Linked DNA regions of Homo sapiens: all the other regions are linked to region 3. Evidence: chromatin contacts called from ENCODE Hi-C or POLR2A ChIA-PET data. All regions are on one chromosome and are shown on one strand. Each heading gives the region's core, a stretch centred on a gene start or an enhancer-like site at or near the end of the contact. The rest is flanking DNA. Distances are from core to core; before and after follow the strand shown.

Evidence for each region. A loop is a pair of places that touch in the nucleus more often than their neighbours do. ChIA-PET counts read pairs that join two places held with the same protein, here RNA polymerase II (POLR2A). Pooled maps may share reads with other maps.
Region 1: a loop to region 3 is called in a map of B cell, with 22 times the contacts of the local background. The contact joins the promoter of PKN2 here to the promoter of BCL10 in region 3. A Hi-C loop is called at or near these places in 4 of 168 maps with a recorded cell type or tissue (B cell, CD4-positive, alpha-beta memory T cell, CD8-positive, alpha-beta T cell and 1 more), 4 of 37 single-sample maps with no recorded cell type and 11 of 50 pooled maps. POLR2A ChIA-PET finds 5 or more read pairs at or near these places in 3 of 52 experiments (GM12878, activated CD4-positive, alpha-beta T cell and activated naive CD4-positive, alpha-beta T cell).
Region 2: a loop to region 3 is called in a map of naive thymus-derived CD4-positive, alpha-beta T cell, with 21 times the contacts of the local background. The contact joins the promoter of GTF2B here to the promoter of BCL10 in region 3. A Hi-C loop is called at or near these places in 1 of 168 maps with a recorded cell type or tissue (naive thymus-derived CD4-positive, alpha-beta T cell) and 9 of 50 pooled maps. POLR2A ChIA-PET finds 5 or more read pairs at or near these places in 1 of 52 experiments (activated B cell).

What each region holds. Positions count from the first base shown.
Region 1 is chr1:88,682,542-88,686,951 of GRCh38, reverse strand. PKN2 (protein kinase N2) reads right to left here and starts at 2,679. Exons shown (of 22, transcript NM_006256.4): 1 at 2,324-2,679. The coding sequence starts at 2,371. It overlaps PKN2-AS1 (PKN2 antisense RNA 1), which reads left to right and starts at 1,748. Exons shown (of 4, transcript NR_110682.1): 1 at 1,748-1,788. RefSeq lists enhancers at 2,405-2,484, 2,515-2,844.
Region 2 is chr1:88,889,849-88,894,585 of GRCh38, reverse strand. It overlaps GTF2B (general transcription factor IIB), which reads left to right and starts at 3,019. Exons shown (of 7, transcript NM_001514.6): 1 at 3,019-3,103. The coding sequence starts at 3,087. RefSeq lists an enhancer at 2,734-2,843.
Region 3 is chr1:85,275,280-85,280,020 of GRCh38, reverse strand. BCL10 (BCL10 immune signaling adaptor) reads left to right here and starts at 3,389. Exons shown (of 3, transcript NM_003921.5): 1 at 3,389-3,725. The coding sequence starts at 3,669. BCL10-AS1 (BCL10 antisense RNA 1) reads right to left here and starts at 3,663. Exons shown (of 2, transcript NR_045484.1): 1 at 3,224-3,663; 2 at 1,933-2,380. RefSeq lists enhancers at 321-380, 571-680, 3,089-3,791, 2,997-4,196.

The DNA of each region.
Region 1 (4,410 bases), core at 1,430-3,929, 3.4 Mb before region 3:
TAAAACTGGCTACAAAACTTCTTAAATACTTAAAATCTGTATGGCAGAGAAGAATTAAGAACTTCATATTAAACAGTATTTCAGTCTAAATTCAAACAATTTAGAAGCTTTTTAAAAAAGTGAATCTTGAAACAAAAGTTTAATAAATACTTGGTTGCTGTACACTAAGTTTCAGGACCCAATGAAATAAAAAGTCTGAATAGATGGAAATATTTGGAGAAGCAAACTTTATGACTATTTATCTTTAAGTGTTGATATAAGTAATAGTCGCAAACATTTTAATAAACACGATAAAGTTTAAATGCAATAACTTTTATCAAAACTGGGAGTCAAATAAACCAAGAAAATGACTTGGATATATGACAACCTATAAGGTAACACTTAATAAAAACTATTCTTTTTCTGGAAGGGGTTATATTTCAGTTTATCTAGAAGCTTAACTTTAGGTATTCCTCTATTTTGGTCGTATTTCTAGGTCATCATATTTAAAATTTCTTCCTTCTTTGCTTGCTTCCTTGTTATTATCAAAATTGATCTTATTAATTAAAAGATCCTAAATGTTATTAATACACATGAAAATATATTTTCAGTTCCAGTGCCAAAGTAGGTGTCTTTTATGCCAACTTTCTATAACATACAAGTACCAATGCCAAATATATTGTAACTCTAACACTGCTCAATTCAAAAGAAAAGTGACCCTATCATCTTTCTCAATCAAAACCAAAGTATGTTTTTCATGGTTCAAGACCAGGCAATGTAAAGTATTTCTGACTTGCCTCACATCATCTTCATTTTAAAAGCTCATGTAAATTATTTACTATTAATAAAATAGTAAATTCCATTCATTTAGCAAATGTGGTATGCTGTAAGATCTGCTTATAAAAGGCTAACTGTAATTAAAATACTACATAGCAACATTTTCAATTATATGAAATTCAGCTTTGCATTACCAAAGGATTCTAAATGTGCAACACTGCATTGATATACATTGTTAAAGTCTCTATTTTTGTGGAGGAAATATCAACCATTATACCAAAGTTTTCAAGCTTACGTCTGACTGCACAAGAAACCAAACTTATAAAGAGATTTCTTAAAAAGTATATTTAAACAAGAAATTTAGATGCAGTTGCAATACTTAATTTTGACATCAACTCTTCAGAATTTCTTGATTTAGTCTTTTTTTTAAAAAAAATTAACTGTCCAACACACAAAAAGAAATGCAGGCATGCTATTTTTTTCTCCTAATTCCCATCTACAATCTTTGAGTAGCTAAAAGATAACTATATTAAAATAAAGCAAAATAACTTTTAAGTCAAAAAACAAACATCTCTGGAACACTCCCAAGTAATGAAAAACCCGACAGGGTAGCTTAAGTCCCCATGTACACCATAGAGATCTAAAGAAAATCGTGCCTACATTATCAAATATTTATCTGGAAATGGGAAATAACATTGCTACTCGACATGACTTAACTAAGCGATCTACTTTGCTCTCATCTTTTGCAGACATGTGGTGCCCAATGTTTTCCCTTAGTCGACTGCTTTCTCATTAGTAAACAACTTATTAGCTCTTTCTCTGGTGCTCAAATGAGAGGGAAAATGAAAGTCTGAAAAGCATCAGCATCTGAGCTCCCGGATCTGGGCAGGGGTAGCAGAGAAAGGCACCCTGTATTTATCACTCGGTTAAAAAAAAAAAAAGAAAGGAAAAGAAAAGAAAAAGATAACCCTCAAAATAGAGGAAAGAAACTCTGTCACCTGAAGAGGGCTGCTGAAGTGAAGCAAACATTTGGTGAGACTCGTTTTTTAAAAAAACTTGTCTAGGGGCTGGAAGTTATGGGGGCGCTCTTTGTGCGGAGTCTGAGGGGAGGGGGAGGGACAAGAAAACAGCTTGGGAGTCATTCAAAGGAGTTTAAGGAGCGGTGTACGGAGGAAAGGCGGGGCGGGGCCCGGCCGCGCGAAGGGAGGGGGCAACAGGGGCGTTCGCGGGTAGCTCTGACACCGAGGGAGGGGGCGACGGGCCGGCCTCTCCGGGGACCAGGCGAGAGCAGGCTCCCGCTGCAGCAGGGCTGCAGAGATGGGGTCCCCTCTGGTAGGCAGAATCAAACCAAAGCGGTGGCAGGCCAGGGCTTTGGCGGGGGAGAGGGTCCGGCTCCCCAGGGAAGCGGTTCCCCGAGGGAAGCATTTCCCGAGTGACATCCCGGAGTTTCCGCACTTAGCGGGCTAGGGGCGCGGCGGCCGCAGGGCTTTCCTCGGTCCCCGACGCCGCGCGGGGCTCTCTCCCTGTCTCCTCCGCCAGCGCCTCTCACCAGGGCCGCGGCCCTTACCTGCAGTTCCGTGAGCAGAATCTCCCCCCGTTCGGGGTTGGACGCCATTGCGCTCCGGTATGGACTCCGCACCTGGACGCGGCCGCCTCTGGCGAAGGGAGAAGGCGGGACGGGGCTCGGGGTGGGGGTGAGGAGAGGGGAGAGAAAGAAAAAAAAAAAAACAACTAGGGATTCATGGAGGCGCAGCCCCTGCTGGAGGCGCGGCTTATTCCGTCCGGTTCATCGAGAGCGGCGGGGAGCTAGGGCACTCGTAGCGGGCTTCCTCTCGCCGCCCTCACCGGACTGTTCGTCTAGTCGCTCCCTCTGGGCGACGCCAGGAGCCGCCTCAAGCCTCTCCGTGCGGGCGCTGCGGCCGCGGCTGCAGCTCCTCCTGTCGCACCATTTGGCTGTCACCGCGTCGCAAAAGCGGCCTCACTTGGCGGCTGCCAGCACACGTGACGGCGGCAGCCACTGCCCCTCATCGGGCAGGGAAGGTGGGGCGGAGGGGTTCCCTAGGGCGAACGCGGCGAGGGGGCGGGGCGTCTTCCGACCCGACTCCGCGGCGAGGGCAGCCATTGGACTCGGCTGGGGTGAAAATGAGGGGAAAGGACTGGGCTCGAGTCTCTGGGGAGGCGGGAAGAGGAAGAAAACACACGCCTACTTTCCTGCTGCGTTTAACGGCTTCACTGTGAACGCTAGAACTCGGGAGCCTGCTCGCTGTTGTTTTTTCGGGTTTCGTTTTTTTTTTCTTTCTTTTTTTTTTTTCCCAGTTCCACCTTGCCGAAACTTGGGCCTAACTTTAACAGGCCCTTTTCTAACCTCCATAACCCAAAGAGCTTCGGGACTCAGATCTTACAGATTATTCCTCTGCTCTCCCCTTGACCCCCACGTCAACCCAAACTAATAATCTTGCCTTTTGCTCACCCTCAAACCCAGCCCCCAGCGCGCCTTCTCGACCAGTTAAGGTGCACAGCTAGCTAAACGGGTATGGTCTGTACTTTTCATGAAATGTAAGCGGCTGGATCCCTGGCAACTTTTAATGTACGGCCTTTAAGATGTCTTTTTCTTGAGGTTGAACTACTGTTGCTTGTACTGGAGAACTGTACAGAGCTGAGAATTAGCTGGGTTTTTTTGGGTTGTTTTAACTTTATTTAAGGGAGGGGGAGGTGGGACGGGATTACCCTCGGGAAAGGAAAAAAGCCACCTTTCCTTGGCGTGGTAAGCATTAAAGCTAACCTGACTACTTAGTAAAATATAGCTAAGTAAAGTAAATCTAGGTGTTTGTTTTTAATGACACTATGGTATTAAGGAATTTCGAAGTCTCCTACAGGTAGCTTTTGTTTTTGTTTTGTCTGAGCAGTGAATGGATAGGTAAACGCGTAACTTTTGATTTTTTGAAGCTGCGGTACAATACCTTTGTTAAAACTACCTGGAGAGAGTGGTAAGGGTTATTTAGGTACGTTGCTACTTAGAAAGGGCATTCGTTGACATATTTCTTAGGAAGTGTAACATTATGTACTTCTCACACGCTCCATGTAACTCTGTTGGCCTGATGCCAGGACTTAACGTCTATCCTTTTGCCTTCTCAAGTCTCATACATCAATTCAGCAAACATGTATTGAAGATCTGGAGTTCTGTGGCCACAGTTTCTGAACTCTAACTTATCATATGTGTGATAAAGAATTTTTCTGGTGTGTACTTCACAAGTCTTACAACTATTTATGTGTCTAGTATATTGCCTTGGTTGAAGATGATAATTAAATACATGAAAGAACACTTGGAAAGGCCGGGATATGATTACCTTTACTGGTAACTAAAAGCCAGATGGTTTCCTAGGCTTTGGAGTTACAGAAAGGATTAGGAGTTCTTATCCGGCCAGGCGCAGTGGTTCACGCCTTTAATCCCAGCACTTTGGAAGGCCAAGGCTGGCCGATCATCTGAGGTCGGGAGTTCGAGACCAGCCTGGCCAACTTGGTGAAACTGTCTCTACTAAGAATACAAAAACTAGCTGGGCGTGGTGGTGTGCGCCTGTAATCCCAGCTACTCGGGAGGCTGAGGCAGGGGAATTGCTTGAACCCAGGAGGTAGAGGTTGCAGTAAGAGTGAGAC
Region 2 (4,737 bases), core at 1,770-4,269, 3.6 Mb before region 3:
CCCAGGCTGGAGTGCAGTGGTGCAATCTTGGTTCACTGCAACCTCCACCTCCTGGGTTCAAGCGATTCTCCTGCCTCAGCCTCCCAAGTAGCTGGGACTACAGGTGTGTGTCAACACACCTGGCTAATTTCTGTATTTTTGGGAGAGACAGGGTTTCACCATGTTGGCCAGGCTGGTCTTGAACTCCTGACCTCAGGTGATCCACCTGCCTCGGCCTCCCAACGTGCTGGGATTACAGGCGTGATTCACGATGCCAGGTGGGTCACAAGCATTTTTAAATCATTTATTAGTCATGTAAAACATTTTATACTTAAAATGAACTATAGCACATCAACTTGAGATTTCACAGTAGTGATATAAACTTTTCGAATAACTTTCTAAGTAAAAAGATGAATTAATTTAAACCATTGCTTTAAATCATTTTAATTTACATAATTAATTTAAGTAACAATTATTATACAAACCAGAAGTTTTGGTGAATGCTAGTTAGGTTATTGGTTCCCAAGTGATAAAACCCCAGCTCTGTGTGTGTGTGTGTGTGTGTGTGTGTGTGTGTGTATTTTAACCTCAAGATCAATAATAAATATTAAATGGGATTATGTTGATTAAAATGCTTTGTAAATTTCCAGTGCTGTACTAACAAAAGAAAACGAATGGCTTACCTAAGGTGCCTTCTATTTTAATACAAAAGAAATTCTTACAAGTTTATGACAGACAAGAGACTCTCCAGGTGGGGCAGGAGTTAATTTAACCAGTAGTGCTGCCTCCCTTTTCTAGGGTTTCAATTTCTTCCTTCAACAAACATTATTGAATGCCTACCATGAATCCACTAGGTGCAGGTCCATGTTCTGGATCCTTAAGAGATGCACAGTTGTCTTATTCCTCCTCTTCCTCCAAGTTAAGATGCTTTACTATGAAACCTCTACTGGACTGAGGTGCAGCACCCCCAAGCCCTTTCCTGGTTGCACTTGACAAAAATATTGAGGGAGGAAAAAACCCCCACAAGAGTACAGTCAAGTTTTTAAAATTACAGAATTACAAAATAGAAGATTGGGATTGGGAAAGAAAAAAGAAATCATGCTCCCCGGTTCCCACCTAGATTTGAGTTCCTAAAATCCTGCCTCTCGCACCCCTTTTTCTTTCTAAGGAAGCTAGTATCTCCCACCTTCTCAAGAAAACAGTGAGTGCTCCATTACATTTAAATCCCATCCCCAGATGAAGGAAGCAGTCATTATCTTCTAAGTTCTCAGCCCCATGAAAACCACCATGAAAATACCAATCCCCGTATTTTCAAGAATAGTTGTCAGCAAAGTGTTGCCGCAGGAGAATACTGTCTGAAGGCAGGGAACCTAAGGCAGATTCACACTGATTTCCTAGAACTAAATCAAATGGAAAACCCCGGCCGGGCGCGGTGGCTCACGCCTGTAATCCCAGCACTTTGGGAGGCCAAGGCGGGCGGATGACGAGGTCAGGAGATCAAGACCATCCTGGCTAACAGGGTGAAACCCCGTCTCTACTAAAAATACAAAAACAAAATTAGCCGGGCGTGGTGGCAGGCTCCTGTAGTCCCAGCTACTCGGGAGGCTGAGGCAGGAGAATGGCGTGAACCTGGCAGGCGGAGCTTGCAGTGAGCCCAGATCGCGCCACTGCACTCCAGCCTGGGCGACAGAGCAAGACTCCGTCTCAAAAAAAAAAAAAAAAAAGGAAAACCCCAACTTTCCACACCTAAGTAACAAAAGAACCAGACGTTACTCCCTTTGCAACCCCCTCCCCACTACACAACCACACACACACACACACACACACACACACACACTTTAGCCGTGTGGCAGATGTGAAATTGAAAGTATCTCTGATTCGTTGCTTTCTGCAACCAATCAGACGCTTGCATAGGAGTGTAACTTTGTAACTTCACTTTAGCCTCTGATTGGTTGCTTTCCACAACCAATCAGACTGATTGTGGAGCCACTACTTCATTTACATAGGGTGTACACCATGTAACCAATGGGAAACCTCTAGAGGGTATTTAAACCCCCGAAAATTCTGCAAAAGGAGTCTTGAGCTGGTATTACCTTTTCGTTTTCAATAAATCTCTGCCTTTATTCCTTCATTCTTTCCTTAGTTTGTGCGTTGTGTCCAGTTCTTTGTTCAAAACGCCAAGAACGTGAATACTCTCCACCGGTAACTGTTATTGTTGTTAGTAATAGTGGTATTACAATTTTGACGTTAGTTTGGCTAATTAATAAATCTAGGGATATTTTGCAATATCTAGATGTTCTCGCAAGTTTTCTATATGTAGCTATCAGCCAACGTTACAAAGGCCGTGAAAAAAAAATGATCAGAGCATGGCCCATATCGTCGTGCCTCTTGTGTACACATTGGTTTCACGTAGTTTTGTTTCATCTTCTGCCAATTCTAAAAGGGTATGCAAGGCAAGATACCATAACCTATATAAACTTACATGACCTGTATAAAGGACGTGCCTAAGAAGACAACATGCTAGCTGATGACAGATCCTGAACAGACACCTGTTCTGGATGACCTAAGTGAGTTTCTCCTTTTATTTCAAATTTCTTAGAAAGAATCACCCTTGGGGCACGTAAGAACTGGCTCAAATGGGAGTGCCTGACGCGGGGTGGGGGGCTGGGGGCGGGGTAGGTGGTGGCCGTGAGAAGGTAGCCGTGAGAAGGTGGGAGAGGAAGGGGTGGTTAAACTATTAGGGATGCAGGCTTTGGCACCACTACGAAGCCAGGGTTTTCTTTGTGTTTTAACTGTCAGATTGAGAGTAGCTCTGTTGTAGCCCCTTTGCAGGGTTCCCATGAGACTTTTCCTAGGTAGTTACGTTGACTCGCTTAGCAACATAGCAAATTACAGAAACGGAGTAAGAACGTAAGAAATCGCAAAGCACGTGACGTATGGGATCTCACTGTTCTTGGCCCTTCTCCCGACCCGTAGCCCTGCTCTGCTACGACTGCGTGGGTGAGTCGTCTATAAAAACTCATCTCTGCGCGTCTCTTCGCCACATTCGCTTCCTGCTTTCGGTGTGTCTGTTGTGTCTTGTTGCGGGCACCGCAGTCGCCGTGAAGATGGCGTCTACCAGCCGGTTAGTATGTCCCGCCGAGCCCGGCGAGCTGAGGGGCGGGCGCGAGCGCCGCCGGCTTTTAGGCGGCCTCCGGGCAGCCTCGTAGGGCTGAGCGCCTAGGGGTATGGGAGAGAAGCGGCGGGACTGGCCGACGGGCCGGGACAAAGGCACTTCCAGACGGCAGGACTGTCAGGGTGTCGCAGGGGTTACCGAGCTGTTGACGTTATTGCCCTGGAGTCTTATGTAGATATCACCCTATGTGGGTCCTGGTGGGCTACTGTGTCCCCAGTCCTTGCCCTCGTATCTTTTCCCAATATTTCAATCTCCCTTTATTTTCTCTTCTTCCCACCCTCCCTCCTCTCCTCCCCCGCGCCCCCCCCCCCGCTTGTTTTTTTCATCTACGGCCCAAACAACCCGAGGGTCCGTAATTTCTCCTTTTCAAAGGAACGGGAAACAGTTAGTTTCAGGTTCCTATCGATCTGACAGCTAGGAAGTTGGGAACGTCAGCATTGGTAAGCCAGATGGAACCTGGTTGGTTACCATCACAGCGGGCCTCGGAAGTGGAAGCTAGAGCCATCGGAAGAGTTGATTAGTTCCCTGCTAAAGGATTTGTTTACAAATATCGTTGCCTGTGTACTTCTGAAGAAAATCTTGCCAAAGAAAATTAGTTATATGTGCTGGGAGGTCGCTTTTTAGTATATATTTAAGAATGCAGTGTACTCATATCTACAGGAAATGCATGCAGTACCCTCAGAAACAGCCTTTAATCTTGTGACCTGAAAAATGCTTGCAGACCCTAATTATGTCTCTCATTACCACTGTGAGGTAGATATTAGTATTTTTGCATAAGTGTAAACTGAGTCATGCCAATGTTGACTTTTCCAAGAGTCGTGTTAGAGTGTAGAGTCTAAGACAACCTGTTTCCTGTTATCCACACCTGGCCTTTGGTTAACTAATCCTGTGTTGAAAGTATCAAATTAATTCTACAGCTTCTGGAACTCTGGCACTATTTTTCTGACCCTGCTATCATCTGTGGAATTGGTTAATTTCACAGTGAAAGCCATTTTTACAAAATAGCCTTTTCTGGTAACTGCCAAGACTTACATTTTATGATTAGAAAAGGAATTTGGGGTGGGAGGCAGCTTTAGCTAATATACTGTTTGAACAGAACTCATAAAGCCAGTGACACTCTTGTTTACTGATTCTGATTCTTGGATTGGATGCTCAGTCATTCTATCTGGGTGTTGTTCTGTCGGGTAAGGCCTCCTTGTAGGTAAATGGAAAACTTGGGCTCCCCAGATCACTCAAATACGACTTAAAATTCTACCATGGCTTTTTTTTTTTTTAATTCTATCATGGCTTTTTAAGTCTGAAATTTTTTTCTAGATATGTGCAATTTATGTATCATAGCAGTTATTGCTCAAGTTTTTCTATCAGTGACAACAAAGAAAGTTAAATGCAGTATTTTTTATTTTATGGAACAGGCCTGGGCTGAAGTGTAGGTGGCACGATCATGGCTCACTGCAGCCATGACCTCCCCAGTTCAAGTGATCCTCCCACCTCAGCCTTCTGAGTAGCTGGGACCATAGGTACACACCACGTGCCTGGCTAATTTTTTTATTTTTAAATTTTATTAATTTTTATTTTTGTGGAGA
Region 3 (4,741 bases), core at 2,140-4,639:
GGAGTGCTCACCACTGCCCCCACCCTGGTCAAGCCATCCTAAGCTGTGCCTGGATGGCTGTGTGTAAGGAACATGGCTGTGCTTTGGTCAAGGATAGGACGAGGTAAACATCCACAGGGACTCAGCGAGTTTAGAGCGCAGGCATATAACTCCACTTGTTATCACAGCTATGTAGCCATAACATGGGAAGGCCATCCCTTGGCTCTAAGCCACTATTGTCTGTAAAAGGTATAATTGCCCTGTTGACATCGTGCAGGCGTGCTGACACCCAGAGAGAGAGAGAGAGAGCCAGAGTTGACCCTCTTGGAGACTGACAGTGGGGAGCCAGGACACAGCTCGGCTTGCTCATGCCCAGAGAGAGGAAGAGTTAAGCTGCTGACCCCGAAGGCAAGGGAGAGTCGGCCATGCAGCTGTGTGGGGGAGCCGCCAGACTAAGCACCTGAGACAGGGCAGACAGTGTAGAGAGCTAGTGTAAGAAAGCTGTTGATGAGAGCTGCTGCTGAGTAAAATCATCTTTTACCTGCCTACGGTCCCCTGAGTGTTCTTTCTGCTCATCCACCCACTCCCCTTGGACCTCAGCATGGGCTAGAACCTGACCCCAAGCATGACATTTGGCTCAGTCGTGAACCTGACATTGTGGTAGCCTCCACGTAGTCTCTGCTTCTTGCCCTTGCCCCTGCCATCTACTCTCCACTTAGCAGCCAGAGTGATCCTTTCAAAATGAAATCAAACTGCTTCCTTGCTTCATTTCAAAATGCTCCCACCACCCTCACTGCTCCACCCTGGTCTGAACCACAACCTCCTGGGGCCTGGATATAGCAATACCTCCCTAAATGGTTTTCCCTCTTCCATCTTCTTTCCCCTTAGCACAGAAGTGAAAGTGCTTCTTTTCAAATCACAAATCAGATCATGTCACTCTGCTCAGAACCTTCCAGTGGCTTCCCGTCTGACTCAGCACACCCATATGACTCAACACACAAGGAGATCATCTCCTTCCAGTTACACTGAGCATTTTTATTGGTTGCTGACTGTACTCATAATGCTCTCTCCTTATATCCACACGGTTCACTCCCTCACTTCCTTTAAGCATAAATCAAATCCCTTATCTTGGTATTGACAAGACAAGGACAGACTCCTCCAAAGTGAGCAGGGAGGTCATGACCACCCTAGCTTAAATTTTACCAATCCATACAGCCTCATCCTACTTCCCTGTTTTATTTTTTCCTCTTAGTATTTATCATCTTCTAATAAATTAAATAACTTAGATATAGCCAGGCGTGGGGGATCATGCCTGTAATCCCAGCACTTTGGGAGGTTGAGGTGGGCAGATCACCTGAGGTCAGGAGTTCGAAACCAACCTGGCCAATGTGGTGAAACCTTGTCTCTACTAAAAGTACAAAAATTAGCTGGGCGTGGTGGTGTGTGCCTGTAGTCCCAGCTACTCAGGAGGCTGAAGCAGGAGAATCGCTCGAACCCGGGAGGCAGAAGTTGCAGTAAGCTGAGATGGTGCCATTGCACTCCAGCCTGGGAAACAGAGTGAGACTCCGTCTCAAAAAAATAAATTAATTAATTATTTTTTTAAAATAACTTAGATATAGCCGGGTGTGGTGGCATGCGCCTGTAATCCCAGCTACTGGGGAGGCTGAGGCAGGAGAATCACTTGAACCTGGGAGGAGGAGGTTGCAGTGAGCAGAGATCGTGCCACTGCACTCCAGCCTGCGTGACAGAGCGAGATTCTGTCTCCAAATAAATAAATAAATAAACTTAGATAAAATTTTTCAAGTGCCTACCTCGTCTGCCCCAAACACAAATAAACTAGAATATAAATTCCATGAGGAAAGAGATTTTTATTGGTTTTGTTCACAGCTGTTTTCCTAGCACCTAGAACAGTGTCTGGCACATAGTGGACATTCAAAACACATTTGTTAAATGAAAGGATTCATCCTAAAGTTAAGGATGGTTCAGTAAATCGGATGGAAGATGATGAAAAATTAAGCAATTAGAAAAAAACTGTCCTTGTGTAATGTGTCAACATGGAAACAGGACATAATGTAAACATCAGAATCCCTTGCTGTGATTCTGGTTTTTGTGGCTCTGGTTACATTGTTTTTTTGTGTGTGTTTTTTTTTTTTTTTGCTTTCCCGTTTCTTAAACATTGGCGTTCCCAAGTTTCTCCTTGGTCCTCCTGTCATTTTTATCTACTCTCGTAGCTTCAAATACCATCTAGTTTATAGTTTATTTAGCATGTTGTCCAAGCCACCGTCTTGGGCCCAGGGCTCTACCTGTAGCTTTTCATCCACACTTCTCAGGTTGCTTCTTACACAGCGCCATAGTAGTTAAAATACGGTCTGGGGATAGTCGTCTCTTCATCAGTCTCCCCCTATAAAATGGAGGACTCATAGTATAAGTTGCCTAGAACATATTAGTAAGGACTCAATAAATGTTTGAGTAGGATGAGCTGGGTGGCTCATGCCTGTAGTCCCTGCACTTTGGGAAGCCGAGGCGGGTGGATGGCTTGAGCCCAGGAGTTTGAGACCAGCCTGGGCAACATGGCGAAACTCCATCTCTATAAAAAATACAAAAAAACTAGCTGGACTCCCAGCTGCTTGGTGGCTGAGGTGGAAGGATCGCCTGAGCCCTGGAGGTGGAAGCTGCAGTGAGCCGAGAATCGCACCACTGCACTCCAGCCTGGGCGACAGAGTGAGATCCTGTCTCAATAAATAAATAAATAATCAGTTGAGTGCATACTGTGTGCCCAACTACCTTTAAGAACTTTACATATGATCCCGGCAGCCCTAAAAGGTAAGCATATCTATCTCCATTACACAGATTAACTAATGAGGAAAAGCTATGTTTATAATGAACAGTGACCAAAAAGTATGCAAACGTTAAATGAGGTGTTAAAGTGGTGGGATTGTAGGTGGTTTCTTTTTTTCTTTCAAAAATTTGTTTAGTATTGTAGTTAGGCTGTTTGTGTGTATGCATGTGTATGTGTGTATGAGTGCGTTTGTGTGTGACCAAAACAGTAACTGGCAAACGTAACAACAGGAAATTGTAGGGCAGGGTCTGGGAAAAGGGGAGGAACCCAAGGTACTGACAAGCCCAGACCGGACTCCCCCGAAGTGAGCAGGCAGCAAAGGCTGAGAGTGCCAGCTGCCTGGGCACTGACGGACCCCACCCACGGAAACGATGCCTTATGAGGAAGCTAACCCGGGCCACTTACCGACGACCTGCGCAGGCGTGGCTTGAGGAAACGCCCGCTGTGGGCGGAGCCACCCGAAAGGCTCCGGTCGGGGGCGGGAACAGGATCGGCCCGCGGGCTGGCGTCGATAGGCTGCCGCAGAGACAGGGCGGGCTCTGCTAAGCGACGCGCCTCGCCGTGGGGCGGTGCCTGCGCCTGAGCCTCTACGAGAGGGAAGGAACGCTGCTCCGAGCTCCGCGTCGCGTCGCGTAGATTCGCGTCGCCGTCGACCTCAGAGGCGGGGCCGGAAGCGCTACGGTTTGACCCCCGAGTCCCTCTGTTCCCGAAGGGGCGGCCGTCTTTCTCCCGACCCGCTCCGCCTCCTCTCCTTCTTCCCCATTACCCGGAGGCCGAAGCCCCCAGCCAGGGCGGGGCGGCGCAGCCCGAGCTCCCGGACCCGGAAGAAGCGCCATCTCCCGCCTCCACCATGGAGCCCACCGCACCGTCCCTCACCGAGGAGGACCTCACTGAAGTGAAGAAGGACGTGAGTAACGCAGCTGTGCCCAGGGCGGGCGGGGGCGGGCTGCAGCCCAGCGGGAGACGAAAGCGGAAGCCTGGAGTCCGAGGACAAGGAGGATCCTCCAGGTCGGAGGAGCGGAAAGTCCTAGCACAGGAGGACTGTGGCGAGCCCTGCATCCGAGGGACCTTGGTGGCAGTGATCCTCCAGTGATCTGTCAATCCAGGTTTTACATCGCTAAACGCAGAGCTTGGGCTTTGTTGCCAAGTGGTGTTTTGATTCTTGCCCACTCCTCACCCATCTCCTCATGCTTTCCCCCCAACTGGGTTCTTGGAGATGCTTCGTTAGGGACTGGCGGCTCAGATTCATCCTTAAGTCAGGCTGCCTAGGCTGCTCACTCAGCCTAGAGCGAAGGCTGTACCAGGTGAAGGATCCCAAGCAGTGGACCAAAAATGTGAAGCTCTTTTGCATAAGGGGGCTTGAGGAAGCTCAACAGCTGAAAGCACAACCTGGAATTCCCCTAGTAAGCAGACGCCCACATATTTAAATTGGGGTTGGGGGAGTGAATACACGTAGCTGAGAATTAATGTACAGGTAAACGTCGAAAATATTCAGTAGCTAAATTATGCTCTTCTCGGATGGTGCAGAACCACATAAACCTTCATATTTATTCGTAACGAATGGCTTTGTTGAGATATGACATTCTTTTTCCTTTGCGTTTACTTGTTTTGTCAGATGAGACCTATATGAGTATCACTAAAATACTTTATCTGAAGTCAAATGAAAAACAGAAACTCAACATGAAACGTGTTCTTATTGAACACTGCAGTACTTTTACAAAGTCATTTTGATGAACTGGACAGGATGGCAACTTTTTAAATGTTCATCCACTTCAAATCCCTTCCTCTTCCCTGTAAGGTTTATTACACTGTACTCACAATTGGTGTGACTCACCAGCAGAAGGAAACTGGATATGACTGGGAGTTGTGCTTAGTTTCCTCATTCAACAGAGATTTATGGAGCACTTGCTATATGGAAAGCAC